Regions from separate parts of the Mus musculus genome. Here regions 2, 3, 4, 5 and 6 are each linked to region 1. The links are chromatin loops, found by intact Hi-C in ENCODE. Cell type or tissue: left cerebral cortex. All regions are shown on one strand. Region 1 holds the start of Adra1a (adrenergic receptor, alpha 1a). Region 2 has its middle 84 kb from the start of Gm5464. Region 3 has its middle 47 kb from the start of Stmn4. Region 4 has its middle 22 kb from the start of Gm41184. Region 5 has its middle 34 kb from the start of Stmn4. Region 6 has its middle 48 kb from the start of Gm41184.

Region 1 (4,000 bases):
GATTGCCTTGAGAGCATATAGTTTTTAAAACTCCGTGTAACCAAATGAAAGGTGGGTCATATTTTAAAAGACTTTATTTTCCTTGAACTACTGCAACCAAGTCTAAGGAGCTTTCTCTGGGCTTGTGTACTTTTTAAACATCTGCAAATAATGTCAAGCACCTACACATTTGCCACCACCAGCCACACACTTCCTTTTTTTTTTTTTTTTTTTTTTTTTTGGTTTTGGTTGTGGTTGTGGTTGTGGTTTTTCGAGACAGGGTATCTCTGTATAGTCCTGGCTATCCTGGAACTCACTCTGTAGACCAGACTGGCCTTGAACTCTGCCTCCCAAGTGCTGGGATTAAAGGCATGCCACTACCACCATTGCCAGGCGACTTCTTGACTGAAATAAACCGGGCCGGGAGTTGGACTAAACTTTTCAAAGTAACCTTTGGGGAATTTCCGTGAGCACATTATCTATTCAGTAAGAACTTGGAAGGGAGTCTGCTTTTGGTTGGTTGGTTTTTTATTTGGTTTTGTTCTTTAATGTATTTATCAGCCTATTGATAGGGGAAACCCAGAGAAGGGAAGGAGAGGGAGGGGGATCAGTATCAAGCGTGGAGGGATGAGGGTAAAAAAGAGGAAGGGGTAAACGGGAAGTAGAGATCGAAATGGGACAGAGAAACAGGAAGGGAGAGAGACGAAATCCACTTTTTAAATAAGAAGGAGAAGGACAGTAACCCCGAATTTTACGAAATGTGCGGGTTGCTGCAGAGGAATACGGTAACAGCTGGAGATTACGGTACTCGCTAGGCTACAGCCTGCCTGTACTACGTCAACCCGAGCTGCAAAGTTCCGAGCCGCTCTTTTCTGTGTCCAGGAACTGAATATCAAACTGGTGATCGTGGAGTTATTGGATCGCTGTATTTGTCATTTCTTTTCTCTGTTTTCAGTCTTTATTTTAAAATATCCAGGAGAAGCAAGAAGCGAGCCCGGAGTTTGAGGGCTCAGCAGTGGTGGGGTGAGTCAGCGGGTGCTAAGGACTGGGTCTTGGTCTTTGGAGACCCTGTTCTCCTGCAGAGAACCAGAGGGCTCTGCGAGGACTGAAGGTCCGCTTCTCCTGGCGCCAGGGCCTCCGCAGCCGCGCAGCAGGTGAGTAGCGCAGCGGTGCGGAGCGCCGGCATCCCGCAGGGCCGAGTTGTGGGGTGGGCTGGTGTGCCCCTGGACTTAGCCTCGATTCTCCGCTTTGGGACTGGCTTTGAAACCAGCACCCCAAACCACCAGGTTTCCCTGATTTGCCATGGGAAGTTACCTTCTAGTTAACAAGTGTCATTTTAACCCATATATAGACCCCAAGTGGGAGAAAGCGGGTTCCGCAGTGTTGGTGTGGTTTGGTTATCACCTGTGAGGGCTTGAACTTGTGATTGTTTTCACAGCAGCCTGCTCCTGAGATCTCAGTCTTAGGGCTGTACCCCAAAAGACAAAGTATGCAGGTCCCGAAGCCCCAAACCTCTGTCTTACATCTCCTGGTCTGGTCCTTTTGCAGTGTAGAAATCGGGTTATTTAGGCAGATCGTGAACCCTAGCCCAGAAAATCCCAGGCTTCCCCGACTGCTGGCATGGGGACTTGATTTTTTTTTTTTAAGTCCCTTAGGGAATCCGCAGTGACTGCTACTCACAAAGCCTGGTCCGAGGAATAATGCGCTCCCACCCAGGTCTCCCAGAAAGCCCGGGTGTGGCTTGAGACTGGAATCCCTACAGCGGTCGCCCCTTGAAGATCCTGCCTGAATCCATCCGGGCCCTGTTTAGCTCTGGGAATTGGCTTTGCTGGGAACCTAGCTCTTTCTCGAGGGTGACTTGGCTGGTAGGCAGACCCGCGCGCTCTGCTCCCACGAGCGCAAATTCCGCGGGAGAAAGCGTACGCGCGGCCCTGCGGTTCCGTGCTCTCCGAGGTTCGCACTCCCAGACCGCCCTCTCCAGGTGACTATGGTGCAACCTGTTCTAAGGGAGACACGGAGGATCCCCACACCACCCCTGAGATTCTACCGGCTTGCCTCTGTGCGACAACCGCAGCTGCAGTCGAGCATGTGGAGCTGAGGTGGTGATGCAGGAAGGGGGCGTTTCGGGGCTTTATTTTCTCCAACCTATCTCTCGAAATTCAGCTTCCAGCTACTGCAGCTTGGGGTTTTATTGTCATTATTTGAGGTGGGGAGTTTTTTTTTTTTTTTTTTTTTTTTCTCTCTTGCTTGCTTTTGTTTTGGATTCTGAACTTGGTCAGCCAAGGCAAGGTGAAGCATTCGAAGGCACCTTCCCAGAGGGGAGGACTGGGGAGGACTGCAGAGGGGGACAGAGCACGCAGTCCCCTCCCTTGTCCCGTGTTGCCTACGTCAGGGCCTCACAAAGCCACTCATGGACTGCAGAGCGGCGGGCTCCCAGCAGGAGTCTGGTTACTGGGCGAGCTCCCCAGGGCCTGGCTGTCCAGGGCGACTGGCTCACGGACTGCCTTTTTCTTTGTGTTTTTTATTTTCAGCTGAATTCAGATAAACGAAGCTCCAGGGCCACTTCGGTCTCAGCAAATATTCCAGACCCATGTTACCTAGCCAGAACTCCTAGAAACTGGAGCTAGCGGTATCCCATAGATGGGCGGCCAAGTTGAGAGTCACTGCCGGTCAGCTGCAGCGCCCATTCGCCCAGCGTCCCTGCCTTGAGCTTCGAAGGCTGAGCCACACTTAGCTAACCATTTCAGCAAAGACTAGTCACAGACTCGTGAATTTCTAATTGCGTGGATGCACAGGATGGATCAGAGTGCACAGAGAAGCGGATTTTTGTAATTTCTGGTGGCTTTCACAGCATGTCCTTTTAAACCTTTGGAAGGTGTCCCCAGAAGCCCAGAGCGCGCCTGGCCATGTCTCCTTTAATGCTCTGTTCCTCAACGTGGCCCTCTGAGGGTTCCCAGAGCTGCTCCAGGCGGTTTACAACAGGTGTGTTCTCTCCCTCCCCCAGCCCAACCCAGCCCGCAGGATTCCCCCAAGCGGAGATTTTTTGACTTGGCTTCCTCAGGCTCACGTTTCCGCCCTCCGCCAGAGGGTGGCCGTCCAAAGCCCGACCTTGCCCCCTCCCTGGGACCATGGTGCTTCTTTCTGAAAATGCTTCTGAAGGCTCCAACTGCACCCACCCGCCAGCACAGGTGAACATTTCTAAGGCCATTCTACTTGGGGTGATCTTGGGGGGCCTCATCATTTTCGGGGTCTTGGGGAATATTTTAGTGATCCTCTCGGTGGCCTGTCATCGGCATCTGCACTCGGTGACTCACTACTACATTGTCAACCTGGCTGTGGCAGACCTCCTCCTCACCTCCACCGTGCTGCCCTTCTCTGCCATCTTTGAGATCCTGGGCTACTGGGCCTTTGGCAGGGTGTTCTGCAACATCTGGGCGGCGGTGGACGTCTTATGCTGCACAGCGTCCATCATGGGCCTCTGCATCATCTCCATCGACCGATACATTGGTGTGAGCTACCCGCTGCGCTACCCCACCATTGTCACCCAGAGGAGGGGCGTCAGGGCTCTGCTCTGCGTCTGGGCGCTTTCCTTGGTCATCTCCATCGGACCCCTGTTCGGCTGGAGGCAGCAGGCTCCGGAGGATGAGACCATCTGCCAAATCAATGAGGAGCCAGGATACGTGCTGTTCTCAGCGCTGGGCTCTTTCTACGTGCCACTGACCATCATCCTGGTTATGTACTGTCGAGTCTACGTGGTAGCCAAGAGAGAAAGCCGAGGCCTCAAGTCCGGCCTCAAGACCGACAAGTCAGACTCAGAGCAAGTGACGCTCCGTATCCACCGTAAAAATGTCCCTGCAGAAGGCAGCGGAGTAAGCAGTGCCAAGAATAAGACTCACTTCTCCGTGAGGCTGCTCAAGTTTTCCCGAGAGAAGAAAGCCGCCAAGACGCTGGGCATTGTGGTGGGATGCTTCGTCCTCTGCTGGCTGCCATTCTTCCTCGTGATGCCCATTGGTGAGTGTTC
Region 2 (4,000 bases), 150 kb after region 1:
TAATCTCATTAGTTCACCAAAGTAGATTTTGGTGGTGTCTTTCCTGATGACAATGGTCATCAGCCAGGGTGAGTGTGCACATTTATTCACCTCTTCCCAGGAATAGTCACACAACAGCATAGCGCTGCAAACCTTTCGTCCCAGCACTCAAGAGGCAGAGACAAGTGGAGTTCTGCGAGTTCCCGGCCAGCCTGGTTTCCATAGTCTGTTCAGGTTAGCCCAGGCTACATAGTTGGACATAGCCTCAAAAAGAAAAAAAATTAAGTTATCTATTGGCTAGTTCAAAGTGTACTTAGTCATTTTGTACTTCCTATTGTTCCATTTTTGTCCACGGGGAGCTACTTCAGCTTCTTGGTCTTTTATGGGGAGAGTCTGGGTCTTACTTATATGAAGATGGTATGTCATCTGATGAGGCCAAAACATAACAGTTACTACTGGTGATATTCGGATGCTCACACGTGAATGTGGATGCTGATTAAATGGTAACTTATGCTGTTAAACTCGTATCTGTCATCTCCAAAACCTCCCCTCTATCCTGGGCTCTACAATGTAAGAACTCGACTCCTGCAAATGCTATTTCTCCTGTCAGTGGACTTGTTGCTAGCTTCTGCCAGTAGGAGGCAGTAGAGGGAGATCAGCTGGATGGAGAAGGATTCTGCCCCTCCTTCCTGCCAGCCCTGTGTAGCAATGACACTTCACCATAGTGGCCACATTTACTTCAGCTTCTAGACTCTTCCCAAACTTCCAGCGCTACGCTACGCTACGCTACGTTACGTTACACAACGCTACATTTCATGCTGTCTCACGAGTGGTTCGGATGATGTCAGTCTCTGCTGCACAGAGAGCCTCCTTCAAGCTTCCAGTCTCTCACATCCATGGTCTTTTACTTTTACAGTTTCATGTGCAGCCTGTTCTTTACATGAAATCGTCGTCCACACACATCGTCTGTGCTTTCTTGCATGCATCCTCACAGATACAGAAGTAAAACTTATAACCGTACAACTAAGAAATGAGAAGCCGTCTGCAAAATGAAAGCAGCTGCTTTGGTGGGACATGCTCACGGGGGCTTTCTTATCTGTCTTCCAGTACTTCTAAAGTTCTGCTGTGACAGCATTTCATAAGCCTCTGTCCTTTACAGAGGACGGCATGTACCCAGGGCAAACTACCTCCCACATGCAATGATAGGTAAGGAGACCAATTTATGTAACTTGTTGGTAATTGCCAGGTGGGCGGAGACAGAGTGTGAATTGCTGGAAGAGAGAGTAAACAGAATCCTGAGAGAGATGGTATCTAGGGAGAAATGTTTTCTGGAAACAGAAAAGGCCATTGAAGGGTTCAAAGACAGCAGACACACTTCACCACACTGGAAGCTCCCACATATAGAAAGCAAGGTGATGACTCAGTCGGTCGAGTGCTTACCACACAAACATGAAAACCTGGGTCTGGATTCCCAAAACCTGTGCAAAGGGTGAGTACTGACCCCTGACCTGTAAGCCCTATGCTAGAGGGGAGGAGACAGGGGTGGACCCCCAGCGGTCTCTGGCTAGCCAGCCTAACCTAATCTGTGAAGTACAGGCTCCCAGCGATAAGGTGGAGAGCCATTAAAGAGGATACACAGCATAAACCTCTGGCCTGTGTGCAATGTGTATCCGATTGCCTGCTCTTGTTTGCGCTCTCTCTCTCTCTCTCTCTCTCTCTCTCTCTCTCACACACACACACACACACACACACACACACACACGGAGAGAGAGGGAGTAGGTTATGACCATTTATTTCTTACCATTTGTAACGAAGTAGGGTACACAAGGAAACTTGGGTGTACATAGGACAAGAGCAAGCTGGGCTCCCAGAAGCTTTCTCCAAGACAGAAATGCTCCTCTAACTCATTCTCTGAAGCTTCAATGCAGGCATCAGCGCCCTCTGCTGGCCAGGATGCAGAGCACGCCACAGACCGCCCAAATAGCTTTAAGCTGACACCCTTAAGTGTCTTTTGAAGACCCAACTCCCAGCCCCTCTGACTGTGACTGCTTTACGCTAAAATGAGATCTTTGAGATGGGCCCTAATTTAATATGTCTAGTGTCCTTTGACGATGAAGCAAACAGGCATAGACAGAAGGAAGACATAGGGAGACACGCCTTGCACAGTTAGGGAGACACAAAAGAATCCCACCCAGCCAGGGCCTCCGTTTCGGACCGGACTCCCCAGAGATATGATAAAATAATTTCCTGTGGATTTTCATTGCATTTTTATTTATGTATGTAGGAAGGGGTGTGTGCCACCGCGTATGTGGAGGTCAAGGAACAAGTTTCTGTAGCTGGTCCTCTCATTCCACCATGTGGATCCCAGGCTGACCGGCACACCCACAGTGATGCACACCCACAGTGATGCACACCCACAGTGACGCCGTACCTTACCTGATCAAGGAAGAAACTAACATCTGAACCAGCAGTTCTCAATCTGTGGGTCACAACCCTTTTGGCGAACCTCTGTCTCCGAAACTATTTACATTATGATTTATAACAGTAGCAAAATTACAGTTATGAAGTAGCAGTGAAGATACTTTTATGGTTGGGGGGAGGGGTCCCTACAACATGAGGAGCTGTATTAAAGGGTCGCAGCTTTAGGAAGGTCAGGAACCACTGATCTAAAGCAACGCAGTTAGTTCTGCTTGGCCTACCCCATGCACCCCTGAATCTGGCCTAGTGTGAGCCTTTGGAACGCACCACTTAGTCTTTTATTTTGAGGTGCCCTCCCAACTATCTCCTTCACTCTGCGTTCATATTTCTATCTGATGTCATTCTCTCCCCAGCTAAGGGATTTGCTTTGACAGTTCTGCAGGCTGAGAGTGCTATCAATACACTCTCTCAGCATTTCATGCCTGAAGAATTCTGTATGTATATATATTCATTTTTAATTTTCCAAAACATCTGTACTTGGAAAATTAAAAATAATAATTAATAATAGTAAATTCTTACCTAGAGTTTTTTCCTTTGGGCTTCCCTCCACTGTCCTCTTGTGCCAAAATTCTTACATTTGTTTTTTGCTCACGTGTCTTCTTCTGGCGGCTTTATAAATAATAATGAATAGACTTTGTCTTCAAGTGAGCAAGGCATGTAGAGGTTATGTTCTACCTCCTTCTCTGTTTCCTATCATTCACATCTTGCAGGTGTGGTGTGTCTGTTGCAGTGGATGAATTAGTATTTATGCATTATTGTCACTAAGGCCCGTGTAAGGCACACTTCATTCCAAGCTGTATAGTCCTGAGGTTTGTCCAAACATTGGATGTCATTTATCCCCCATGACAGAATCATTTTACCACCTGTACTGTGGCTGGGTTTGTGTCAACTTGGCACAGGCTGGAATCATCACGCAGGAAAAAGCCTCAGTGAAGGAAATGCCTCCATGAGATCCAGCTGTAGGGCATTTTCTCAACCAGTGGTGCCATCCCTGGGCTGTGGTCCTGGGTTCTATAAGGAAGCAGGCTGAGCAAGCCAAGGGAGCAAGCTGTAAGCAGTGCCTACCTCTCCGTGGCTTCTGCATCAGCTCCTGCCTCCAGGGTCCTGCCCTGCTTGAGTTCCTTCAGCAATGAAGAGGGATATGGAAATGTAAGCCAAATAGACCCCTTTCTTTCCAACTTGCTTTTTGGTCATGGTGTTTTCATTAAAGCAACAGAAACCCAAGTCACCTCCTTAGAGTCCCTTTATCCCGCTTCTCCTTCCCTCCCCCATCCCCCTTGAGTCACCCACCACTGCCCCTTCCGATGGCTTTGTGGATGTGGTTCCCCAGGCTGCTCTCCACTCACTGCAGGAGAACTGCACGGTCTAAGAGTTTCCATTTTAACCATTTCTAAGCATATGGTTCAGTGGCATTGTGTGCATTCATGAATCCAACCAAATCCACTCTCCATCCCCCAAACAGAAGCTGAGCTGAGGGGCACATGACAACCCCAAGCCAGGGAGCTAATGACATCCATGTTTTCTTATAATTGTCGGGGGGGGC
Region 3 (4,000 bases), 250 kb before region 1:
CTGGCTTGGAATAGCCATCTCTTACCTCCTATGAGGACATAGTCCTCCTATGAGGAGGACATATTGTATCTCCTTTAGGCACACTGACTTTTGCCGAGCTAGGGGCGAATGTCCCCTTTTCTAGGTCCTCTCTTACCTTCATCTTTATTCGGCTGTTTGGGGCACCCTCTCCGATGCTCAGGCTCAGCCATTGCTGCTAACATGATCTTGTCTAGGTTCTGATTCTGCTGTTTCTCAGCCCTTACCTGTTTTTCCTCAGCACTTTCCTTATTGTAAAAAATCTTTTCTGCCATGGCCACTAAATCCTGGAGACTCTTTTCTCCAAGTCTCTCAACTCTCTGAAGTTTTCTGCGAATATCTGGAGCAGACTGGTTATTAAATGCCATGGCTACTGCTGCCTTTGCTTCCTGAGACTCGGGATCCATGAGTGTATTGCCTAAATGTTTCCATGACTCTTCCAAGGAAGGCAGCTGTTCTCTTCCAGTCCCTGTCTAATATTATATACGTTGCCTAAATTGGTTAGCTTGCAAGCTTCAGCCTTGAGATACCCCAATCAAGTCTGGTGGTGTCTTAGTTAGGGTTTTACTAATGTGAACAGACACTATGACCAAGACAATTCTTATAAGGACAAAATTTAACTGGGGCTGGCTTACAGGTTCAGAGGTTCAGTCCATTTTATCATCAAGTCAGGAACATGGCAGCATCCAGGCAGGAATGGTGTAGGAGGAGCTGAGAGTTATACATCTTGTTCTGAAGGCAAACAGGAGAAGACTGGCTTCCAGGCAGCTAGGATGAGAGTCTTAAAGTCCATGCCCCCAGTGGCACACCTCCTCCAATAAGGCTATATCTACTCCCATAAGGGCACACCTCCAAATAATGCCACTCCCTGAGCCAAGCATATTCAAACCTTCACAGGTGGTGACCAAGGAGTCTCCCCTTACCTTCAGCAGTATTACAATCCCAATCAGAGCAAGTGGTAGGGAACTCCTCATTGATTTAAATCAGCTCAGTGGTAGGGACCCCAGAGACACCAGGAAACAATTTCCTGGCCTCTGTCTGGATTCTCTCTCACTCTCTTCTGTTGTAAAGAGGACCTGTAATAGTTGCTGACAGTCATCCCAAGTGGGCTGATGGGTAAAAAGGGCAGTTTATAGCAGGGTTATCAAGGAAGGCACAGGGGTTCTCTGAAAAGGGGCCATTCTGAGATTTCCAATTATATAAGTCACTAGTAGTAAAGAAAAAACAAACAAACAAACAAAACCCCAAAACAATAAAACCAATAGATGTGAGGCTGGTTGTCTTGGTCCTGGGCCGGGAAGCTCTTAGTTCTTAGTGGGAAGACTTTAGAGTCAGGCCTAACTGTTTATTCTTCTGCGTGCTCCCTTTCTACTCTGCATTCCTCAGGTGGGTCCTGGCTCTTCTGTGGTGAGAAGGCTTTATGGCAGGGACCAGGGATTCCAGTGAAGCTCCTTCTTCTATAAAAAGGTCCTGTAAGGGCTAGGAAATGGGTCGATAGGGAGGGGGGAAATGAGGTCTTCATTCATTCTAGCCTGTAAAACAGGGTAGAGAGGGTCTGAAGGTTTAATTGCAGCCTGGTTCTGCCCTGACGGCTGTCGCTGAGATCATTCTGTTATGGCCAATCACTGAGTCTAGGTCCCATTGGTAAGAAGGATTTAACCTAAGGTGAGGGGTTAGAAACTAAGTCCTCCCAGACCACATATAAGGCACTTGATTGGGGTGCCCCAGCCAATGTGCAAAGACCTATCTGTGGACTTCCAGGATGATATCTAGTTGGAAGGTACCTTCAGGGGTCCATACTGCATCATAAATAGGCCATTCAGATTTATAAAAGGTCTCCATTTTCCCTTTTCTAATCTTCACTGACAAATTGTGTCTGTGGACCTTGATCTCCTTAAAATGCCCTAAGACTGAGTTGATTGTCTCAGTTACAGAATAGTAAAGTGCCTCGCACAAAACAGACAGCCACAAGGGGGTGGTAAAGGCTAGCCAGCAGATTCCTCCACTTTTATGGAGGAAAAAAATGAAGACAGGGCTAAGGTAGTGAGGGGTATAGCAGGGTTCCATATCTGCTAGCGGGTTCCATGCCCACGCCATCCTTCCCAGATATTAACACCAGGGACACTCCATACCCCAGGGGCACTCAGTCCTTTATGCTAGGCTTTGGAATGACTTCCAAGCTTCTTTGGCTATGATCCTCCAGAATGTCCAATGTAGCGGGGGTTCTGTCTTAGTCAGGTTTTCTATTCCTGCACAAACATCATGACCAAGAAGCAGTTGGGGAGGAAAGGGTTTATTCAGCTTACACTTCCATACTGCTGTTCATCACCAAGGAAGTCAGGACTGGAACTCAAGCAGGTCAGGAAGCAGGAGCTGATGCAGAGGCCATGGAGGGATGTTCTTTACTGGCTTGCCTCCTCTGGCTTGCTCAGCCTGCTTTCTTATAGAACCAAGACTACCAGCCCGGAGATGGTCCCACCCACAAGGGGCCTTTCCCCCTTGATACTAATTGAGAAAATGCCTTACAGTTGGATCTCATGGAGGCATTTCCTCAACTGAAGCTCCTTTCTCTGTGATAACTCCAGCTGTGTCAAGTTGACACAAAACTAGCCAGTACAGGTTCCATGTCTGCTTTAGTTGTCTCCTGCCATGAATAATCAAGAAAAATCAGGCAGTCAAGGCGCGCGCGCGCGCACACACACACACACACACACACACGAATCTGACAGACAAGACACTGACACAAAGACCAAAAATGAGGCATGTCTTTACCAGCTGGCCTCCTGTCCCTTTGGTTGGGAGTACTGGGGGTCTTAGGGTTCTCAGCCAATGCACCAAGATGTTATGTCCAGGTCACAGGGACCCCAGAGACCATTGAGGAGCCAATTCCAATGCAAACACATAAGGGTCTTTATTACGAGCAAGGACTCTCACTGTCACCATTGCAGTGGGTCAGAAATGAAAGCCTTGAGTCTAGAAACATTGTACTCATTATCAGAGCCTACATCAAAGGTAACATTCCCAACTAATAGAAGATTAGGTGGGGTAACACAGGATGTTACATTCACCTTAATCACAAAACCTGTTCCTTTTTTAAAAGGTCTATTTGGAATTATGTTTCAATTCTCCATGTTTGATTTTTTTGTGTGTGTCAAATGAAATGAATAACTGTATTTTATGAATAAGCTCCTACTCCTAATGAGGGGTGCTAACCATCTGCTTGATGCTCTTGAATTCTCTTTGTGCATAGAAACCTCAAGCTTTGATCTGAATATCAATGGAACAGCACTCTTTGAGAACACAGGTTTTTATGATCTTACACTTATTATATAAAGTCATATATGTCTAATTAGAGAATCTCTTTTCCCTAGTAATACTCTAGGTCTTTGTTAGATAATTTTATTTGTTGCTGTAAGTTTTTTTTCTTTTAAATATTTGATTTTTGAAAGGATTTTTATTTAGTTATCTGAGTACACTATAGCTGTCATCAGACACACCAGAAGAGGGCATCAGATCCCATTACAGATCGTTGTGAGCCACCATGTGGTTGCTGGGAATTGAACTCAGAACCTCTGGAAGAGCAGTCAGTGCTCTTAACTGCTAAGACATCTCTCCAACCCCAACCTGTTCCATTTTTATCTACAGCAAACATAACATCGTACAAGACAGCTGCCAATCTCCAGACATGTCTCTCAAAATGTCTAGAACCTGCCTTCCAAATGCCCACTGACATTTGCTTGTCCAGTATTGGATTGATTTCCAGACCAGTCCATGATTGAGTAGGGATAGACAGCTGGTCACGTTAAAGGAAAGAGGAGGGCCATTATAACAACTCCATTTGATTGAAGTTTTTGAAGGCAGGTTCCAGTCTTCATGTTTTCTATTCTGCAAATTCTAAAAGTCTGAGGCAAGGCAGCTTGTCCAGTCTGGAATATAGGCATTCCCATTTTAATGCTTTGCACTATAGCCTTAGAGATATTCT
Region 4 (4,000 bases), 140 kb before region 1:
AGCACATAACTCCCAAATAATCATAGAAATGAACACAGTGTGTTGATGTGATTAATCCTCTGTCGGGCTTAGCACATGGGATGCTCTAGTGGCTACTACTGATGGGAGCAGAGAACTTGGGGATTGTACAGGGAAAAAACACGATTACCTCATAATTATGATTTATGAGATTTCTCTTCTGATGAATACAAGAGTAACCGTGCTAAATTTTAATACATACCTACATCTATCTTCTAAAAGCAATGAATTTAAAACAAAGGACAGAATTTAAGCAAAGTCATTCACACACACACACACACACACACACACACACACACACACACACACACACACACACAATCATTGTTAAAACCATTTACTCAGAGCCAGGGAGATGGCTTAGTGGGTTAAGGTGGTTGTAGCCAAGTCTAACCACCTGAGTTCATTCCCAGGGATTCACATGGTAGAAGGAAAAAACAGACTCCCACAGACTTTCTTCTGACATGCCCATGTGTTCTGTGGCATGGCTGAGACCCCAATTAAAGAGACTGAATAAGTTAGCTATTATTAAAAATGATAAATAAAATCACCTGTTTGCTCCAAATCAGTGGTGCTTTAGTGTGCTCGCTTCCCCTCTCCTCCTGCCTGGACTCTACAACTAGAGTTCATCACAGATGGCTCTGTGAGTTACTCCTGGATACAGGTCTCAGTAACAAAGCTTCTCTATTATTCTGTGCCTCTGGCCCTCACACTAGGGTCCCATTTATCAGCCTTCTCTCTATCTATTATGCATTTGTTTAGAAAAGTGATTCAACCTATGTTAACCTAATATATTAGCAATCTCTAACTACCTCCTTTGAATTGCTCCATGGTCCTTAAAGGTCCTTGTATGTCCGGGATGTAGAATTCTTTAATAAGTGACTTCCTTTTGCAGGGAAGTCTCATTATCTATACACACATGCACAGACATAGACATAGGCTTTTCAGTTGTGCTTGCTTTTATGGGTTTATAAATGTGAATTCTATTCTCGATATCCCTTGACTCAATTCCAACATGAATTTTATCAGTACATGTAAATCATATTGTGCACGACTATGGGGACATTTCGCTTGGACTCGTACCTGCATGCCTTTGTTCTGGTCCTTTCCTGATCCTGCCTTAAACACCTTAATTTTGCAGATGGGCAAACCAAAGTTAGCATTAGGACTTTATTATCCATTTCCTAAGGTCAAATAACTTCCCGTAATCTCGAGACCAGAATATAGATAGATTTCCTAACTCCAGGCTTTTTGCAGCAGACATTTAGTCTCTCAGTGACTAAAGGCCAGAGGCATGCTGGGAGAGAACATGGTGTGGAATACAAAGGGATCTATTTCATGCTGCGTCCAGAGGTGTCATCCATACCCAGGAAACACTTTTAATTACTCACCTGGCATTAATTTACTGATCTGTGTCTACTCGGTGACTAGACACTCCCTGGCCCATGCTGATTAAGTCTGGTGTGAATCAGATTGTCACATCACGCTTTATCAGCAGCTTGGAAAAGTAGCCTCCCCCACAGCAGTCCCTACACAAAGGCGATGAATTGATTTGGTCTCTAATTGCTGTGCACAGAATAACATTTCCTTACAGTTGGTTTGTTTGGGTTTTTTAAGATTAATTTTTAACTTTTGCAAACAAGTTAAAGTGTAAATGACACCATGGTCCCTGCTTCCCTATCATCTCCCCCATCTGACCATGTGACCCTTCCCTGCTTTGTCCTCTCTTAAATATATGGATACAACTTACTCAGTCTATTTAGTGTTGTCTGTTTGTGTATGATTTCTGGGCTGACCACTTGATAGTGGACAACCAAATAGGTGAAATGACACTTTATAAATTGCTGCACCTGAATAGTTGGTCCTTATGTGCCAACTATATTCGGAAGCTCGTACAAAACAGCAGGATAAATTCCTTAATAGGACTTAGTTCTTCACCCGCTTGTAGATTAAAGCAGAAAAATGTGGCCATACTTTATATTAACAATATAATTTTCTATGTTTATTCAACATGCCAAATTCCTCTTATTGTGAAAAATTGTCTATCCACAAAATTTTATAATAATTGAGCCTATTTGCCTGTCCCCCCTGATGATACTAATATTTTCTTTCCATGGTGTGTTAGGAAATACTCGCCTTAGGAAACAGCCTGATGCTTGTCACAGCTGCAGCCCCACTGATGCAGAAAATCTGGCATTTACAGAGAATGAGACTTGCTCTCTCTGGCTTTGTCTGCCCTTCTGCAATCGCCTTTGTTTAGTCTTTGTGTTTGGAGCCACTGAAAAGAGACAGCTTTCAGGAGCAAGTGAATAGGAATGAGGGCATACTCATGTGTGAATAAGATGGTGATGGCAAAGAAAATTGATTTTCCCCCTCCAGCTGAAGTCTGTGGGGGAGGTTGCTCTGCTTGTCACTGATAGCTGTATGAGTCACAGCCCGGGACCGCCCCCAGGCCAGACCAGCCCCTGCTGCGGTTACCATGGCACTTGGAGCTCCTATCATAAGCTTCACCATCAGAGCTCAGTACTGATAGCTCCCTGTGCTCTTTGTGCATTCGTGGATAGATGTATCAGAGATGAGAACTCGCTTCTACACCAGTGTCTAGCAAAGGGCTGACACACAGTGGGTACTTCAGGCGTTCAATGAAAGAGTGAATACCGTTTAAAATTAAGCTCATTTATAACTTCCATCTTTTGAAAGAAAAAAATTAAGATTTATTTTTATTTTTGAGGATTGTGTATTTGTGTGAATATATGTTCTCTCTCTCTCTCTCTCTCTCTCTCTCTCTCTCTCTCTCTCTCTCTCTGTGTGTGTGTGTGTGTGTGTGTGTGTGTGTGTGTTTGCCTACAAAGGCCAAGAGAGAGCATTAGATCCCCTAGGGCTAGAGTTACTTGTTGCTATGAGCCACAACAATATGGATACTAGAAACCTGAATTCTTCCTCTACAATTCAGTAAGTGCTTCTTTTAACTGCTGAGTCATCTCTCCAGCACACCAGTTTCCTTAACATGCAAGCAAGCAAATAAACAGTTTTACTGAAATATAGCGAACATACACAAGACCCACACATACTTGGTTACAGTTTGATGAGTTTGGGCATGTGTACACACCCACCCTATCACCATGGACTAGGTAATGAACATGCTGTCACATCCAAGAGTCTCCTGTGCATCTCCTTTAGGTTCAAAATATTTCAAAACATGAATTCCAGAACACCAAAGAAAAGTGAAAGCCAATCTCTGCTCTCTGACCCTTGACAGCTTTGTTTTCCCAAACTCGGTTTTCTTTCCACTTGCCTCTCTTCCATCCCATTCCCAACATCCTGCAAACCACACCTACCTGTAATGCATGGGATGGGGGGAGGGGAATAAAGAGAGAGAATAACAAAGTGGAAGCATGCAGAGGATACAATGACTGGGACAATCTCTCTTATCCTCCAAAATGTATAAGCAGGATCTCCACTGCAGTCCCATGACCAGGTGATGTTTATCTGGATGAGCTACAGTTGTAGAGAATGTGTGTGCCGCTTTTATGACATTTGCTTATCTCCAAGTGAACAAATAAACCCTGGTCCAAAGCCCATACCTGGGAAGTCACGGACCCTAGGATAGAGCTGACTGCTCTTATTTGGCTAAACGGCCATACTATCAAATTGCCTTCTAAATATTTATGCTTATACTCATAGACCCAGGCTGCTCTCAGCCGTAGTCAGAGAAGTTTTCTTCTGCATGAGCAAGAGCCAAGAGCAAGATGCAGAACTTGTCAGAGTGCAGAGATGGAGTCCAGTGGCACTGGCCTGAAATTGCAGTTACAATTTCAGGGGTGGGGGGTGGGGGGTGGGGGGTAGCAATAGGACACTTGCAAATTCAAAGCCTGTATGGGCTACAGAGTGAGGTCAAGGCCAGCCTAGGCAATGTAGCGAGAGCCTGTCTCTAAATAAAGAAGTTCAGAGAGGCAGGTCTATAGCTCAGTGGTAAAGTGCT
Region 5 (4,000 bases), 260 kb before region 1:
TGTGTGTCTCAGCGTAAGGGTGTGTGTATGGGTCATGGAACTAGAATGGGACCCACGAGAGGGGAAAAGATATTAAGGGAGGTTGAGAGAAGAGGAAGAAAGAGGATTACAGAACAAGACATGAAAGATGAGGGGACTGAGAAGGAGGTGGAGAGGAGAGAGAGATGGGGGAGGAGGAGGAGGGAGTAAGGGAGTCAGAGAAGGGGTGAGAGTGTGGAGGAGGGGGTGGGAAATGGGGCAGGGGAGGAGACAGGGACAAGGATTCACACATCAAAGTATGTCTGAGGATCCCATAGTGAGACCAATCACTTCGTATACTAACAAAACAAAACAAAACAAAACAACAAACAGATAAAATATAGTCAAACTAATGAAAAAGGCAAATAAAGGCCCTATCTCCTTCCCACGAGAAACTTCAAGGGCTGTGGCCTTTTCCCTACTGGAGCTCAGCTTCACTGGGACTGAATGATTGGCCTGAGTGCTCTCATTTTAAGAAAGGTCAAACCTCCTGGAGTTATAGTAACAAATGAAACAAACCAAACAACACACCATAAACAAGGGAAAGGCCTCAGGCAGCCCTCTGGGGACACCAACCTTTAAAACCAGCACAGGATCTGTGGGAGGAAATGTTGCTGAGGCACACAGTGGATGGATCAGGAGGATTTGCCTCTGGGGTTACTCTAGGGTTCTTTTTTCCTTGTGGGTGTTCCCCTTGCACTTTCTGTCACCTAGGCTGTGTGCATCACTGGGTGGCGGAGCGCATCGCTGTTGTATGTCTTGGAGCCGATGGTTCTTCAGACATTCTAGGGCACTGAAAGGGTTAAAGGAGAATTTTCCACCTCGGGGCACAGAAACTATTTGTGTTCAAAGATGTGTAAACACACGGGAAAAACCTGCACAGAGGCCTGCTAACTCCCCACTCCCCCCCCCCCCCGTGTGTGTGTGTGTGTGTGTGTGTGTGTGTGTATGTGATCTCAGAAGCCTAAGGCAGCCATGTGCCTTTGTGATCTCAGCATCCAGAAGACTGGGGCAGAGGTTCACAAGTTCTAGGTCAGCCACGGGGACAGACTGAGACCTTGTCCCTCTAAACCCCAACCCCCCCCCCCCCCGCCCAAACCAATAAGAATCGTGAAAAAAGATCAAAGCACCAAATAATGGCTCTCATTACACTTAGTTGCACAGGCAGGTGGGCTACTCTGAGAGAAATGGTAATTTTCATATAAAAGGAAAAGAAAACCAATGTCAATAGATTCTGCGGTGGAAATTCAAGAAGCCATGAAGCAAATCAAAGACAAGGGTAACAAGAACTAAGACACAATGTGGGCTGAGAGGAGGAAGAAAGAAACACAGAAATACTGACATTAGAGAATGCTGCACATCAGAATTCTGACATGCATAGGAATCAACATAGAAAAAACCAATTTTAACCATTGTGTAATACAAATTCAGAAATGTTTTTACTACAGAGGAAACAGGAGAAAGAATAATAACAAAATAAAGAGAACATATGTTAATAGTATCATTTTTCGATAGATGATAGGACTTTATCCTAAGCGAATAAGCATCCAGGGGAATTTATGGGCATTCCTCCCCACCACCCCAGGGCTCCGATTTTTAATTTCCCTAAGCTGGTCTGTGACAGTCTGGTGTATCTTCATATCTGATAATCACACTTAGCAGTTTTCTAGACACATTTTGCCATTTAAGTTTATGCAGTAGGGTCTTGCTACATCTCACAGGCTTATCTGCATCTCACTCATCAGGTGGCTTTCAATGCCAGTTCCTCCCTGTCTCAGCCTCTCAAGTGCAGGGGTTGCAGGTGAGGGTCTCCCCAGCTTCTACACTGCCATCTTAAAGCAAGTTGACAGTATTTAATGCACTTAAAGCAGGTCTCTGCTAGGAGTTCACACGGACTCCAATACATTTCTTAATATCAAACACATGTGTTTTCACATTCAAATTTTTATGTTCCCATCTCAGCTTTCTATCATGCTTTGAAGATTTGTCACTGTTTCCAGGACCCTTACTTTTATTAAGATAAGAACGGAAGTTTATTTTTGTAAAAATTACACACAGTCACTTTCCCTCGTGACCCCTCGTTCCCCCAAACCTCCCCCACTCCCTGAACCCCTTTTCTGGAGTTGATGATTGTTCATCTTGCTTTATTTTCTTGGCTTTGACTTTGGACCCCAGAGATCACAGGGAGCTAGCGCAGTACAGGAATATGACCAGCAGGTGGCGTTCGTACTGTTTCTACTACGGGAACCGCCCAGAATTCTCCAGGACAAATTTGCACAAAAGAGGCGACTGCAACCATAGCTGTTACAGTTGGTAATTAGGGATAAGGTTGCCATGGTGACGAGGGGTCTTGGGATGTTTATAGCTTTGCAAGAGCTGATGCCAATGAGCTATCGGATTGCTTCTTCCTTTGATGGTAATGGCAGGCAAACTGAGGTCATGCAAATGCTGTATGGTGCAGCCTGCTTAGGAAGCTATTCTGCTGCTGTTGTTATTTATGGGATAAAAGTATCCTGTTGAGAGAAACACACACACACACACACACACACACACACACAATTTGTATGCATGCACACAAGTGCACCATATTTATCTGACTTGTTTACATTTTCTGTATGTTTTATCTCCATTCCCCACATTTCTCAATGTGGTTTTCATTAAAATTCTCTGAGAAGAAAGGCTCCATTCATCTGACAAGCTCGGGAAATATTGCATGCTCATGCTTTAGAGGTTCACAGTGTACTTGAGCCAGAACGTCTTTGGATGTCCTATTTCACCTCCACACGCTCATTTGCCTCGTAAACCCACTTAAACAGACAATTCATTAACTCTCTCAGCTAATCACTCCTCATCTTCTCCTCAAGACGTTAATAGACATTCATTAAGTGTAGGTTTCCTTGTAGCCTTGCGCTCACATAAGTCTCTCCAGCAAGGCGTGGAGCTCTGATAAGCTAGCCTGTCAAAGGCTGTGTGGCCAAGACTCAATGGTTATTAATGGCTGCCTATGAACTCCTAAGAAATGGTTTCCAATTGAGCTATGTATCCATGGATACCACAGACTGAAATTATTCATTGTTAATGTCTTTATCCATCCATAAATTTTATTGGGTAAATGAGGCCACGCCCCAGACATGGCCCACAGCATTAATAAGTCATTTGTAGGTTAGCATAGTATTATTTTACATCTTGTCACATCGTTTCTGATGCTTTAAATTCAATCTTCTGCTAGTGTATTTTCCCCAGAGAGGCACCTCCTCTCCCATGAATAACCTACTTGTGATTGATCATAAAACAGAACTTATTAAAAGAGATTTTTAAAAACAACAACAAAAAAAAGGACTGAGAATTTGCTCACACATACTGCCTCTCGGGTGGGGGAGGGGAGTCACCCTCCCTGCACTTCATTGTGAAAAGGGAGGTCTGGTCCTCTCAAACTGTGGAAAGAACAATTGCCCTAGTCCACTAGGGCAGTGGCTGCCAACAGCTTTAGGAATGCACCAGTTGACACTCTTGGCTAGGCTGATAATGTTTTAGACCCACTCCAAATGTTGAAGGCGTTTCCTGTGACTTACCCCTCTTTACACTCCGGAAGGCCACTGGATTTTATTGCTAGGGGACCATGAGAGGAGCAGGAACATTTAAAAGACAGGCAACAGTAACCAAGTGTCCAGCTCCTTGTCAGTCACTTTGCTATTTATTGAATCCTTGATTAAGTTTAAGCCTTAAAGCCCACTAGATGGGTTTTACCAGCCCCATTTTACCAAGAAGAGATGAAGGCTGGAGGTGCCTTGCCTCATATGGGACAACTTGTAAAGTATAAATAAGGGGACATTTTTTGACTCTAGGTTTGTCCAAATCCAAAGTCAAACAAAGGCAGCAATATTTGTACAAGAATCAAATTATCCTCAAAAGAAATAAGGAGGAGGAAGAGGAGGAGGAGGAAGAGGAAGAGGAAGAGGGAAGAGGAGGAGGAGGAAGAGGA
Region 6 (4,000 bases), 210 kb before region 1:
TCAAGTCACTGGGACTGGAGGTAAGCTCCTTTACCCTCTGAGCCATCTCGCTGGATCCCAGGTTTTAAATATTATCCTACTGTCTGCTACATACCAAGTTAGGTCCAGGAACCTTAGCCTCTGGAGCTGAAGTTACACAAGTCACCTGACATGGGCGTTGGGAACTGAACTCAGGTCCTCTGCAAGAGCAGCAAGGGCTTCTAATGGCTAAACCATCTCTCTAGTTTCATCTCAGAGAATGAAGAAGTGACATCCTGGTGTGCTAGCTATAGTTAAAGTACTAGGGCTTAGAAATTGCTAACTGAAATATTTTGTAATTAGCTCAAATTATATATATATATATATATATATATATATATATATATATATATATAATTTCATATTGCTGCATTATTATTCCACTTTCAATTTCAGAACAGCTTCTTGGTAGGTGGAAAGCCATAGAGCTATCCTAAAAGCCTCATAGAAGTGCACCATCCACTTTCCTCTCATTTAGCACATTTATTGGCTGAAATGATTATGAATGATTAAACAGCTTATGACTCGCAATTGTACAATTACTGCAGCTTTTAATTGATTTTTATTCTCAGAGTTAAATCTTAGTAAGAAAGACAGAATTAATTAATGCATTTCAAGTATCTTAACATATTGCATATGGGAGAGTGTTGCAATAAACATCTGTGTCAGAGGGACCTAACAGTTGGGATGGCAGCGACCTCACTGGTAACAGCCTCTGCTGCAGAACTCCATATTAATAGTTCATTAAACATCATCTATTTCATCATGTTTCTGAGCGACCGTTTGTGTCAAGAATTCATTTACTTCTGCCTAACCTACGAGGCTGCAACGAAATGATTGTAGCTTGCGTTTTGAGGGACAAATTTGCTGAAAACGTTCTCTTGCTAAGATTTCCCTAGGCTTTTTTTTTATTTGAGATTCAAAATTATTTAAATATTATCCTACTGTCTGCTACATACCAAGTATGTAGACCCCAGACATTACACTGTTACATAGACCCCAGCTACGGCAGTGAGATCTCTGCTCAGTTAGGTTTGTATTTTCAGTGTGTAGACTCTTTACCTTGACTTGTTAGGTCCAGTAAGGATGGGCTCATTATGGAATTCACTGTACATAGTCAGTTACTGAGGAAGGAAGCTAATTATCAGTGATAAACATCTCCCTGGGAAGGAAGAGAGGGATGGGAAGGAGACCTGTTAGAAGGACAGCTTTGCAGGAGTTTCAAAGCTGACTGGCATCCCTGAAAATGCCATTTTCTATGGACCTGTCAGATGGTTGTTAATTGATGTGATGACATTTAAGTTTGTTTTTCTACATGGAAAGGATAGGGGGAAATGTACGAGGAAGTTTCTAAAGGAGCATTGAAAGTCACACGTGCTTCTTAGCATATCTTAGAAAATGTCATTTAATGTGCTGAGATGGTGCTTGCTGAGATGGTTGATTGGCATTGTTTGAGAGCCTCCAAATCAGCTCCCCGAGTGTCCCCAGCAGGGAGTGCAGCCATTGTCGCATTAATTAGGAATTGAAAATGGAGATACCAACCTAATGAATGCATTGTCAGCTTCTTACTTGAGTACAGAGGGCGCCCCAGCACTGGGCTCAGCTCTTTACTGAGGCTCCTGTAAGCTGCCTTAAGCAGAATTCTCTAGAGGAATAGACCTGATAAAACGTATATTTGTTGTAAAAGCAGCTTTACTAGAATGGCTTCATGGTGCAGGCTGGATTGTCCAACAGTGGCTGCCTCCATACTGCCAAAAGCCAAGCCCCTTGCAGCTGCGTAGCTCTCAGATGTCGCGGCAGTGCTGCTGTGATAGTGGAGACCTGGGAGATTCCTGCAGTTGCTTGACTTCAGTTGCATTCGAAGGCTGAAGAATTTGGAGTTGGACATAGAGGAAGGATGGTAGTGGCAACAGCAGCAATTGTAGATGCACTCATTAGCAAAAAGTGACGGTCGGGCAGTCAGGTAACATCGCTTTCTCCTCTGACCTCTTTGTGTCTAGCCACCTGTCAGAAGGCGCCACCCACTTTCAGGGATGACCTCCTCCCCTCCGTTAGTCTTTCTAGGAAATGTCCTCACAGGACTAGGTGCGTGTGTCCCTTAGTTGGTTGCAGATCTATCAAAGGCAACAGTGTAATGTCTGTTATAGATTTAATATTAACATACAGGCAGGAAGCTTTGTAACAGCATGGGCTGAGCCATGACTGCTTCAATGTGTAGGTCCCTAAGACAAGAGACATTAGTGGCTGATTTCGAGGGTGTCAAGAGCAAACGTCATAGATAGAATGGCTCTTTAGAGTTGTTCTCACTAGCTAATGGTGATTGTTTAGAATCCATGCACTGGAAAAGACTCCTCAGACCGAGTTGGCTTTGAGGTTGAAAGGAAACTGTTTTACCTGAAGTTCTGCTATGATGAGAAGGAAGTGCCTGCCGTGCTTGCTCTTCTCTTAGGCTGAGGTTAGTAGAGGACATGCCACTCCCCTCCTGCTCCAGCCTCCAGTTGCCTGTGGATGCTTTGCTGTGTTTTATTGGACACAGATCTGGTTTGGGAATGTGCTCTTGTCTCCAAACGGTTCTGTGACCATGAGCTACTTTTTAGGTCTTTGTTCTTCTCCTGCCTAATGAGGCAGCTGAGCCCTTCCTTCACTAAATTAACAACCAGAAGTGGAATCTTATTTGTGGCTATCTGCTAGAGAGCATTGGCTTTAACTTTTACAAACACAGATTCTCCTTCTAATGTCTACTCTTTTGGTCACATTATTATGAAAATTTAGTGTATGTATTATGAAAACAGAGTATATAGAGTGTATATCAGTGTGACATTTTATTCATTCAAAATAGACAGCATTTAGAGTTAACCATCCCAGCTCCCGAGGAGCCAGCTCTGACACTAGACCAAATGAAGAGAGCTAGTGTTGGAGTTAATATTGCTTCTGGGCTATATAATGAGGGATGCATCTTGTTTCCATGAGCGTTTTTTAATCACAGCAATTTCAAATGTTCAGTGAGCTTGTAACAGCACAGTATCATATATAGGCACCTTGCTGTATCCTTTCTCCTGCCTGCTTCATGGATCCTGAGTCCTTCAAATAAATACTTCTAGAATGAAGAGGGGACTATAAGTACCTTTAGTCGCCACATCAATGGAATGGATAATTCTAGAAAATTCTACTTTCAAAGGTCTTTATCATTTTGTCCTTCTAAAATACTGAAAATGGCTACTATTAATCTGTTACGACTGTTTGCAGATTGCTAAGGAGTACAGGGATCTCAAGGCAGGGTGGTGTGGTGTGAGATGCTCTTTGCTTTAACCTACCATATTTATCGTTCAGGGTGCTTTCTGTTTTGACTGTGTTAAGAGATGCTTACAGAAATGTGGTCCTCAGGTATCTATTGTGGAAATGCTCATGGAAAATGATTGATTTATCCAACCAGGAAATAAATACCCTGGAAACTTTCTCAGTGAGCCATGTTCTCACTTGGTCATGGGTCAAGCAGATTGGCTAAATCACTCTGCTGATCTGGGAACGTTTGCATTTGAAACAATAGCTAGTGGTAGAAGGTCAGGGGAAAAGATGTACTCAAAACATTTTTTTTTTAAATTTTGCTCGAAGCTGTAGGTTCAAGCTAACAGAGGGTTTACACCCCTCCTTTACTCACCCTGCTCCATCCTCATATGCCACAGCACAGTTCCGACTTAGCCAGTGACCCTCTGGGACCAAGTAACATTTGGCTAATGAGTTGGAAATGTTTATAATGGAAATGATGCCCCCCTGAGAAGCGCCGTGGGTCATCAGAATGACTAGCTGTGGAGGCTGAATGAATTAGCCTCTGGCCGAACTGAACACAGGTTGAGTGTCTGGTGTGGGGCAGGAGTTTAGGCATGCAGGAAGTTTCCTGTTGCTTTCCTGTCCTCCAGGGAGATGAGGAGATGGGGCTTACACACAAAGGTCAATACTCATGACAGGATTTCCGATGATGTGG

Evidence for each region. A loop is a pair of places that touch in the nucleus more often than their neighbours do. Peaks named below come from ENCODE experiments on the same cell type or tissue, not always from the same donor. Only the 100,000 strongest peaks of a DNase experiment are listed, where the experiment ranks them.
Region 2: a loop joins it to region 1, with 5 times the contacts of the local background. A loop is called at or near these places in 12 of 42 quality-filtered maps.
Region 3: it touches region 1 in a loop (2.6-fold over the local background); 7 of 42 quality-filtered maps call a loop at or near these places.
Region 4: it touches region 1 in a loop (2.4-fold over the local background); 2 of 42 quality-filtered maps call a loop at or near these places.
Region 5: a loop joins it to region 1, with 2.6 times the contacts of the local background. A loop is called at or near these places in 5 of 42 quality-filtered maps.
Region 6: it touches region 1 in a loop (1.9-fold over the local background); 5 of 42 quality-filtered maps call a loop at or near these places.

The regions. Positions count from the first base shown.
Region 1 is chr14:66,634,471-66,638,470 of GRCm38, forward strand. Adra1a (adrenergic receptor, alpha 1a) reads left to right here and starts at 781. Exons shown (of 4, transcript NM_001271760.1): 1 at 781-1,133; 2 at 2,984-3,990. The coding sequence starts at 3,108. In left cerebral cortex, a CTCF peak has its summit at 2,424; DNase peaks (open chromatin) are centred at 825, 1,374, 1,901, 2,412 and 1 more place; H3K4me3 peaks cover 3,372 bases; H3K27ac peaks cover 2,970 bases.
Region 2 is chr14:66,783,186-66,787,185 of GRCm38, forward strand. No RefSeq gene overlaps it. Among named protein-coding and RNA genes, the nearest start is that of Gm5464, 84 kb to the right of the region's middle. In left cerebral cortex, CTCF peaks have their summits at 601 (motif pointing right) and 1,933 (motif pointing left); DNase peaks (open chromatin) are centred at 671, 1,189 and 1,919.
Region 3 is chr14:66,388,978-66,392,977 of GRCm38, forward strand. No RefSeq gene overlaps it. Among named protein-coding and RNA genes, the nearest start is that of Stmn4, 47 kb to the left of the region's middle. In left cerebral cortex, a CTCF peak has its summit at 1,987 (motif pointing right); a DNase peak (open chromatin) is centred at 1,996.
Region 4 is chr14:66,492,374-66,496,373 of GRCm38, forward strand. No RefSeq gene overlaps it. Among named protein-coding and RNA genes, the nearest start is that of Gm41184, 22 kb to the left of the region's middle. RefSeq lists an enhancer at 368-4,000. In left cerebral cortex, no CTCF peak of the experiment used is centred here; DNase peaks (open chromatin) are centred at 2,461 and 3,100; H3K27ac peaks cover 1,423 bases.
Region 5 is chr14:66,375,800-66,379,799 of GRCm38, forward strand. No RefSeq gene overlaps it. Among named protein-coding and RNA genes, the nearest start is that of Stmn4, 34 kb to the left of the region's middle. In left cerebral cortex, a CTCF peak has its summit at 2,224 (motif pointing right); a DNase peak (open chromatin) is centred at 2,291.
Region 6 is chr14:66,422,753-66,426,752 of GRCm38, forward strand. No RefSeq gene overlaps it. Among named protein-coding and RNA genes, the nearest start is that of Gm41184, 48 kb to the right of the region's middle. In left cerebral cortex, a CTCF peak has its summit at 1,595; a DNase peak (open chromatin) is centred at 1,631.